Linked DNA regions of Mus musculus: region 2 is linked to region 1. Evidence: chromatin contacts called from ENCODE POLR2A ChIA-PET data. All regions are on one chromosome and are shown on one strand. The core of a region is the stretch at or near the end of the contact, and the rest is flanking DNA. Distances in the headings are between cores, read along the strand shown. Region 1 holds the start of Trim46 (tripartite motif-containing 46). Region 2 holds the start of Zbtb7b (zinc finger and BTB domain containing 7B).

Region 1 (4,747 bases), core at 1,034-3,533:
GGGCTCATGCTGCGCCTTCTGAGTGCCCCAGGGGTGGAAGAGCTTGAAGCATTCGTTACAGAAGGTAGCTCGACACTCTGTGCAGCCCTTGGTGGCCTCTAGTGGTGGGGGCTTGCACAACTGGCACAGGATGGCTCCTCCCACACTCACACTCTGGCGGTACCTCTCCACCACTCGCTCTAGGGTCAGGTTTCGGAAAAGCCCGGAAAGGCCCCTCTCCCCCAGCTCCACATCGCCTTGGCAGGCTGGGCACGGGAATAGGATCGTCTGGGGGTGCAAGGCACCACGCTTCCGCCCAGGGTATGTCCCAAAGCCTGTAGATGGACCCAGGAGGCACAGGTGAGAATTACAGCTGGCTGGGGTGGGTGACATCTGATCAATTAAAACGTGGAATTAATTTCATTGCGCCAGAGATCAGCTCTCATTAGAATTTCAGACAAGCAGTAAGAAGCTCCACCCCAGAATGACAGACAGATGCCCCTGACCCTCTTCCATCTTTCTACATCCCCACCCCATCCCACAGGCCCCAGCCCCACCTGACTTAAGGAGCCGGTCCAAGCGATCTGGCTTGGGGAGAGTTCTCCGAGAGAGGCGGGGGCTGCGGGTAGAAGGGGTGGAAGCAGGAGAAGTGGGCTCCGAACTCGGATCCCCACCATGGCCTATGTACCCCTGCTGGCCCAAAACCTCCCGGGCACAGGCCTGGCACACGTTGTGGGTACAAGGCAGCACTAGTGGCTGCTTGTACATCTCTTGGCACACTGGGCACAGCAGTTCCTTCTCCATGTTCTTCATGCTTGTCTGTGGAGGGACCAGGAGGTTGTGTGAGAGCTAGGACACTTGGGCAAATCTCAGCCCGGTCCCTTGGCTGCCAGGAAGGGCAGCACAAGCTACCTACTGCTTTGGCCCAGTACCCGCCTTCGTTGGTTCACACACCTCCCCAGCTCTCTGTCTCCTGCTTCAGCGCCCCTCTTGGGGAGCTTAAGGTCCACCAAGAAGGTACAGTTGGAGCTCTGGCCTCCCCCACCATCGCGCCCCACCCCCATCACTCCCGCTGCAGCAGTGCTGGCAGGCAGTCCTCCCGCCTCACCTGTCTCCATCCCTCCATCTCTGGATTAATAGCATTTATTTCAAGGGCACCACCCATTCTACAGCTGGGTGTTGTCCCCCGCCCCTTTCTCTAGCAACCCTTAGACGCATGACTGCTCCCCGCGGCCAGGGTGCGCTAGCTCTCTGAACCGGCTGGGCACTGGCCGGCGCCCCAGCACCCATCCTCCATTCTTCAATTCTATTTCTTCCAGTCTCCCCAAATCAACCCATCTCTCTTTGCCTTCTATACTAGAGCTATCAGACCCAGTCTGGTGGAGAAATTCGGCCTGTTTCAACCCTTTGCTCAATCTAGGGTGGGGGAGGAAGGAGCGCCCCGCCTACCTGCCCCCTCCCCACCGGAAGTATCCCTCCCCCTTTTGGTGAGGGGTCTTCTGGCTATTCCCCACCCCCACACCTCACCTTGGTCCCTCTCTTCGCAGCCATCCCGGTCAGGGGCGCAGCTGACACAAAGGAGGGAGGGAGAGGGAGGGAGGGGGAAGGAAGTGGTGGGGGGGAGCAGGGTTGGCACCGCCTCTGGGAGAGACGGGCACGGGTTACCATGGCAACGGGAGGCTGCACGGCAGCTAGCGGGGGGGGGGGTTGGGGGCGGTAGGGGGGGTGGTCGGGAGGGGTCCAAATTGGGAACTGCACCCAGGAGCGGTTTTTTCATCACCCCACCCCACCCCCCGCCACACCTGTCCTCAGTTTCTTGGAAAACATCCAAGCTCACACATGCCCCTTCTCATAGCCCTGGTGCACGCCTGGCAGCTACCCCAAGCCTACCCGCTGGGTCCGGGCAGCTTCTCGCTGCCTACACCCCAGCAAACGGGAGTCTCACCACTCGGCTGTCCCCAGGATCCCTCCACACTTGCGTCTCCGCCCTCCCAGTCATTTCTGTCTTAACTAATCCCTTCTCTATAATCCATATTCTTCCTGGACCCCCACCTGTTCAAGGGTCTGGCTTGCCCCGACCCTTTACATCCCCTCCCTTCCCCTTGACCCCACCTTAACTCACACTGATGCGGACTAGTGCATCCATGATGGAAGTGAAGGTCTGCATATCCTCACCCTCAGCCATGGCCCTACTGTGCCCGCCCGCCCCCGGGTGCCCGATCCTGGCTGCTGCTGCGAACCCGGGGCTTAATGCAGGAGCCGGGTGGGGTGAAGGGAGGGGTGGGGAGGGTGAGATGTCACTGCGCATGCTCCAGGGACTAGCTTCGAACTGCGTCCGTCGAGGTAGGGGGTGGGAAATAGTTCTTCCCACGTGGTTCTCCAAAGGCGGTCTAGGGGGTGGGTAACATGGAGGGTATTTGAGGTAGGAACCATTCCTCCTATTAGAAGCTTGCATCGATTCCTGGTCATACTACTCACATAAAGCACGAAGCTCGTTTCAGAAGAACAACTCCAGGTGGACGGTGCTACATCTTGGGTGGCACATATCTTCGGGAGTTGTTGAGGCAATTATAGTGGGTCAGGGAGGTCTGAGGAAGTTGTACGGGAGATGACATGAATAGCAATGAAGGCACAGGTGACTCTAGGCCATGGGATCATGACTGAAAGATGAGTGCAGCTTGTCCAGAGAGACAGCAGATGCCTTGGCTACAGAAGGCTGGAGACCAAGCAGGGCGGTGGCCTAGAATGCTCTTAGAAGCATTATTTCCTCCTTGCCACAAGAGGGCGCTGCACCCAAGGCGCGTAGAGGAAGAAGTAAAGCAAGTCCACGTTGGCCCCGACGCCTGCGTACAGACAACCGCGCCGGCTTTGGCTCCCCTCTTTCTCCAGGGACACGGATTGGACCACGGACGGGGCGTGATGGGTAACCGCACCGGCGGGATGCCCGGGCTGCTCTAGCGGGAGTGGGCGTTGGGGTGGTCCTCTTTTCTCCGTAGCCTCGGTAAAGCTGACGTGTCCTGGGAACTAGCATTTCCTCCGGACAGGCGGGAACTTGGGTGTGCAGGGCCGGGTGGTTCCTGGAGGTCGCTGTGGGGTGGGGGCTGGGTCACTTGGAAGTGGTTGGTGAGCCAAGCTCCGGAGTGAATCTGCCTGAATCTTAGCCTGACTCTTTTTCTCATTTATAGTAGTCGGTACCGGGACCTCCTTGGCGCTGTCCTCCCTCCTGTCCCTGCTGCTCTTCGCTGGCATGCAGATCTACAGCCGCCAGCTGGCCTCCACCGAGTGGCTCACCATTCAGGGGGGCCTGCTGGGCTCCGGCCTTTTCGTCTTCTCCCTGACTGTATCTTCCTCGCGCTGGAAGGGGAGGCGGGGGTGTATGAACAGAACATGGGCGGGAGTGGGTGGCAAGGGCTTTGCAGTCCCTCTACTTCCTATCTTGTTGCGTGAGTTTCTCCTTAATTACATCACCCAGGCCTTCAATAATCTGGAGAATCTGGTCTTTGGTAAAGGCTTCCAAGCAAAAATCTTCCCTGAGAGTAAGTGAAACTCAATAGTTAACTGGACTCTTTTTTTTTTAAACCTCTCCCAAACATGATGCCGAATTTCCCTGTGCTTAGATGATAAAGGAGAAATACATTTGCTTAACACAATCTTGAAGACAGAAGATGCTTTCAGATTAAGCATTTTATTGGAGCTGGAAGAGAAGCACAAAAAGGGGGGAGGGGAGGGGAGGGGAGGGAGAGGAAAAGAAAGAAAAAGGCCAACCTGGTCTGCTCTCAGGACAGGTTTCAAGTGAACAGTCAAGCCTGGGCTGATGTCTGATAGGCATCCAGGAGAAGGTGTTCTTTGTCCCTGTGAGAGAAGAAAGCAAAACCAAGCCCACTGAGGGATTCTGATGTGGAACTGAGCCCGCACTATTGACTGCTGCTGGAGGAGATTGTGAAGTCTGTGTTCACTGGGATGTTACCAATAGCAGGACCCCTGACAGAAGGAGAATAGAGAATAACCGCTAGAGCTCACTCTCTTTCTCTGCATCCGCTTGTTTCTCTCTTCCTTTCTTCTCCTCCCTTCTGTAGCCCACACTGGCCTTGAACTTCCTGTGTGGCTGTGAATGACTAAACCCTTGACTTGCTGATCTTCCTGCCTCCACTTCCCAGGTCCTGAGATTAGCACTACCTCATGTAGTTTATGAGGTGCTGGCGATTAAGCCCAGGTCCTTGAACATGCTAGGCAATCTCTCTCCCAATGGAGGCACATCTCCAGCCCTGATAGATCAGTTTTTGTGTGTGATAATTCTTGTTAGATGGTTCATATAGAGATCTGATGGAGAATAGGGCTCATAAAACAAAGTCGGCATCAGGACCGAGCCACTTGGAAAGCCACATGCTGGGAAAAGCAAGCAGTTGTGGCCCCGTGAAAGACTCACCCAGAAACCCCGAAGCCCGCCATTGTTGCTGTCTTCACGGCCCTGTTGGAGGTTTCCAGAGCTTCCGCCCAGCAATGCCCAGAGCTTCTGTCTCTTCCACTCTGTCCCATGTGTTTCTTATATGCTGAAAGAAATTGTTGGAAGGCAAAAACCTTGTCTTTCAGCCAGACAGTGATGGCACAGGCTCTTAATCCTAGCACTAGAGGCAGAGGGAGGCAGGTCTCTGTGAGTTCAGGGCTAGCGCGATCTACAGAGCAAGTTCCAGGACAGCCAGAGCTACACAGTGAAACCTGTCTTGAAGTGAGAAGAAAAAAATCCTCTTCTTTGCCTTCCTTTCTGGCT
Region 2 (4,598 bases), core at 1,382-3,881, 150 kb after region 1:
CCCCAGAGGTGCTCCACCCCCCCCCCCATGCCTGCTGGGTCCCCTCCCCCACTCTTCCCCAGGGTGCCAAGTGCAAGCACACAAAGGGCCCGATGGTGCATTGTTAGCCCAGCCCCCGCTGCCCGCCGCGCCCTCCTGGGGCAGGCACTAGGCCAAGGAGGAGCTGGGGGCGGTGGGTGCCAGGGGGCACCATGGGGAAGGGGGAAGAGGACAGCACCTGTCTCCCAGCCACCGGGGCTGTCGCACCTGGACTGAGTAGTAGAGAGAGGGCCCCATTAGAGCAGGCCTGTCTCCTTGACACCTGAGCCTAGTGGGCACTGCTTGCTTTCTTCCCAAGAGCCCCTTTCCGATGGTATTAACCCCTTCCTGACCCCAGGCTGGGGATGGTGGTACCCAAGGGAGGGGGGGACAGTGTCTGGGGGTGTCAGCAGGCAACAGCGTGCCTACAGCAACCATGTAACAGGCACGCTGGGGGAGCTGGGGTCCCGGGGGCCAGGGACAGGAGACACTGGCAGAGATTTCTCCTTGTTTCATCAGCTGCTCCGGGGGGAGCCCCCTGTCCTTGTTAACCACGAAGGAGGAACACTAGCTACCATCCAAACCAAGTCAGAAATATGCCCTTCTCCTGCCCAACACAATACTTCTTATGCCCAGTATCTCCTCCCAATCTAATGTCCACTCCATGCCAGCTCCATAAGCAGTGCCAGGAGGGTACAGGGGTGACCAAACCAGTTGGTGTGTGTGGGGTAGCAAAACGCAACCGAATAATCCTCCAGGCCTTAGCGCCCCCCCCCTCACCAAAACACACACTGCCTCGAGGGAACAGAGAGTTCCTATCTTGGTTTATTTAACTCCTCACTTCCCAATCTGACTCCCCCCAACCCTTGATAAACGGTCCCCTCCTCTGGGAATAAGTTGGGGGAAGGAGAAATAGCTGCGCTGACTCATTCCCGTTCTCAGCTGCAGCTAGGGGTCTCTAAGGCATTCGGGAGGGGGTCAATTCAAGAACGCCCTCCACCTGGCCCGGAAGCCAGGACAGCTTGCCGGTCTCCCCTTCTCCCCAGCACCCACTTCCGGTGTCCCAAACTAGGTCAGCAGTGCTCGTTTCCTGTGGGTCAGCTAGCACCGGCGCCTCTGCCCCTCCCCTGCTCCGGACCCAGGCTCCCCGCCTTACCCCCCGCCCCCCCAGGGCGCCCCGAGGTCTCACCACGTCTCAGCCGCCCTTTGATACATGGGGGTTGTGCGGGGCGGGGGGCAGGGGACCCGCCCTCTCTCCAAACACTAGCAGGGCCGGGGCGCCTGGGCAGGCACGTGTCCGGGCACAACCCGCTGCCCACGCTGCCCCCCCACTCCCGCCCCCCCCGCTCTGGCCAGGACACGTCGCTCTCTTACTTGGGTGGGGTGGGAGGAGGGGAGAGAAAGCTGGAAATGGAAAGCAGCGCCCCCCACCCCTCTGAATGGCCAACCTCGGCCAGCGGTGCGCACTAGGTTTCTACCACACAGCGACCCCCACTCTGCTCAGGGCAGGTGCGCCGGCGCCGGCGGCAAGACCGCTGGTAGGTCGAGTTCTTATCACCCACCCTCGCACTGGAGTTGTGAGAGCAAAAGCTGACTTTGAAAAGGTGGCGGTGGGCCTGAGGCTTGAGAGACCGGAATGTGATTGCGGAGCGGGAGGGGCAGAGGGGTCGTCCTGCTGAGCCGCACTACCGCTGGAGAGACGACGCGGCTCTGGAAGCGCAAGAAACCGAATAGTCCAGCCGGTAACTTTCCCCCAAGCCGCGGTTCCTCCCGCTGCCCCCCACCCCCCGTGCCACTGGCCTGGGTCCAGCCCACCGTGCCAGGGGGGCGCGGAGCTGGGTGGGTGGGTGGGGACACGCGTTGTCCTAGTTATAGTCCGTCAGGGTTTCCATTCCCTCCATTCGGTCGGGTCTGGGGTCTCCCCCTAAAGTCACAAAAGCGACTGGGGGTAGGGGTAAGTTCAGTGCAGCTCACCCCCTCTCCATCCCGTAGCTCACAGTCTGTATGATATTAGAAGTGCAAAGAAAGTTTCTGGAGACCCTCCGCTCAGAGTTGGGGGGAGGCCAATAGTCCATAGTTCTCTACCTTTCCTCCAAGTTAAAACCAATTCCAAAGACCCAGGAAAGCTACAGGGAATGCGACTGGTTGAAATCTGGTGTGTGTGTGTGTACGTGTGTGTACAGGGGTCTCACAGGACGCACGAAGGACACTGCAGTAGGCTCGAGTTTAGTGTATCCCGAGCCAAGGGACAAAAAGTGGGGTTCACTTACCTTTCAGCCGTTGGGTCCGTTCGCTGGAGCTGCAGAGGCACAGGGTGTAGGAAGAAGCGCGTCCCCCGCCAGGCTGGGGGGCTTGGGGCTCTGCTCCGGTCCTGGTCAGAAGGCCGCGGTCAGTGGCTCGCTGCTCGTTGCTGGGGGGCTCCTCCTCCGCCACCCTTTGCCTCCTCCTGTTGCCCGCCCCCCCCTTGGCCGCGGAGAGCCGTACATTCACCTGGCTTCCACTCGCCCCCCCCCCCAAGGCCCGCCTCACCTGTCCTGCTGTCTCACCTGTCCTCTCTCTTGCTTTCCCCCCATCCCTCCCCTCCCTCCCCCCGCCCCTGCCACCCCCAAACTCCCCCCCCACCCTTAGCAACACCCTCTGTCACTTCCTGGTTTTTCATCCGCCCCCCCCAGGCACCCCCTCCCTCCGCCCAATAAGGACATAAACTTCCACCTCTTCCAACAGCTAGTTCCAGCAGGGAGCATATGGGTCCCTCCCTCCTTTTCGTCCCTTTTCTCCGAGATTTTGCTTCGCTCCCTGAGCCTTTCCCACCCTTTTCCTTTCCCTTCTTTCCTTCAAACTCCCTTCACCTGCCGCGATCCCTCTCCCTCTCTGCTTTCTACCACTATCTCCTCCGGTCCACCTTAACTGGAGCTCCGCCTCCGACCCCCGTCCAGCCCTCTGCTGCTGCCCAGCTCCACCCCTTGCACGCCACCGCCCTGCCCATCCATTGGCCTGAACACCCGCCTATCCCATGTGGGACGCGCCTAGGGTTCATCCAGGGAGGGGGTGGAGCCTGGGCTGGCCAGAAACCAGAAGGGGAGGGAGGCCGAAGACAGTGTCCGCAGTGGCCAGGGAATGGAGCAGCCCCCTCAGGGACTTCCTCTCTTTCAAGAGGGGCTTCTGTAGGGTCACCACCTGGGGAGGGAATGGTATGAGAGGTTACGGATACGCTGCTGGGGATGAAGACCTAAAATTTAGAAAGAGTGGGGTCCTGCCGAGGGGCTTTAACCAGGTCAGAGCCCCAGGAAGAGAGAGAACCTCTAGACATTGAGCTTCAGCCTCTTGGCCCATCCCCCTCCGAGGGAGCGGGGGAGTCGAGTCTGTGGGCACTCTGTGTCCCTCCCCACGCGTGACGGCGCCCCGCGGGGAGGGAACAGTGCCCGGGGCAAGGAGCCTTTGCGCTCTAGCCAGTGCCCGTTGCTGCCTTGGCATTTTCAAAGGGGAGGGACTGAGTCTGGGAAGGGGAAGGGGGAGGTGCGCTCCCTCTGGGGCCCCGACGCTTTGCCTTCAACCAGCCGGTACTTTTAGTGGAGAAACTGAGACCCTACAGTGGAGGGATCTTGGCGCAGATTCACTCAGACCCCGAGGTGACGATAGAGACCTGGGTGGTTTAGGATGTTTGCTTAAGTGGGTTTGGGAAAAACCGGTATTCGTATTTAAGTGCCCGACCCAAAGAATGGTAGTCTCTGAGGGACGCTTACAACTGGGCTGGCGATGCTATAGACCCCAAAAGGGCCCCTCCTACTCGTTTCAAACGGAGTCAAATCCCGCTCTCTAGGACCAGGTTCGGCTTCGCAGCAGCAGGCCAGGCGGAACCGGGTCGGACTTGTTCTCTTTCCCAGCTCCCTCCGCAGGGGGCCTCCTTCCCTTTCCAGCAGGTGGCTCCGCAGGACACCAGCTCAACCTGTTGGACCACAATGGGCGGTGCCAGGGGGGCCCTGGCCCTCACCCGGGCTGACCCGGGATCCCCAAGCAGGGGGAGGGGTGGAGTCGGCCCTTCCCTCCCTCTTTCTCCCCCCCCCCCCCCCCCCATGACTCAGCCTCGAGGCCGCTGCTCTGCCCCTCAGCCAGGGGCGGAAAGTGTGAGGCGCCCCGGAGGGCTCAAGCCAAACTAAACAGCCCCTCACCCCAGACATTATCTCACTGGAGAATTAGGGGGGCAATAGGGACCAGTGGCTAGCATGAGGAACTCTGGCTCAAGCAATCCGTTCCGGGTTTTCCTATCTGTTTCTGTCCCGCTTTCCCCCGCCCCCAACACCAGCACGCCCTAGGTCAAGTCTGATCTTTGCTCCAGGTTTTCCTAGCGGCCCCGCAGGACTGTCGGAAGGATTCCGAGCAAGATGTGTCTGGACTAGGGTTTTTCCCTTCCTTCTACTGTCAGGGTCCTGCTGACCAGGGAGTAAGCCGTGCTAGGCAACAGTACTAGACACCTAAGTAAAGTGGAGGGAAAACTGCTTTCACGAGAAGGGTACAAGATCTAGGAAAAAGATTTGGGAGAGGGTAGGAAAGTGGCCCAGGGCTCCAGAAGAGTGAGGGTC

Evidence for each region. ChIA-PET counts read pairs that join two places held with the same protein, here RNA polymerase II (POLR2A).
Region 2: POLR2A ChIA-PET joins it to region 1 with 34 read pairs in Patski. The contact joins the promoter of Zbtb7b here to the promoter of Trim46 in region 1. POLR2A ChIA-PET finds 5 or more read pairs at or near these places in 2 of 5 experiments (Patski and embryonic stem cell).

The regions. Positions count from the first base shown.
Region 1 is chr3:89,243,614-89,248,360 of GRCm38, forward strand. It overlaps Trim46 (tripartite motif-containing 46), which reads right to left and starts at 2,284. Exons shown (of 10, transcript NM_183037.2): 1 at 2,102-2,284; 2 at 537-798; 3 at 1-314. The coding sequence starts at 2,164. It overlaps Krtcap2 (keratinocyte associated protein 2), which reads left to right and starts at 2,825. Exons shown (of 5, transcript NM_025327.3): 1 at 2,825-2,902; 2 at 3,165-3,319; 3 at 3,452-3,515. The coding sequence starts at 2,899.
Region 2 is chr3:89,390,747-89,395,344 of GRCm38, forward strand. It overlaps Zbtb7b (zinc finger and BTB domain containing 7B), which reads right to left and starts at 2,632. Exons shown (of 3, transcript NM_009565.5): 1 at 2,289-2,632. It overlaps Gm15417 (predicted gene 15417), which reads left to right and starts at 1,118. Exons shown (of 2, transcript NR_040403.1): 1 at 1,118-1,760.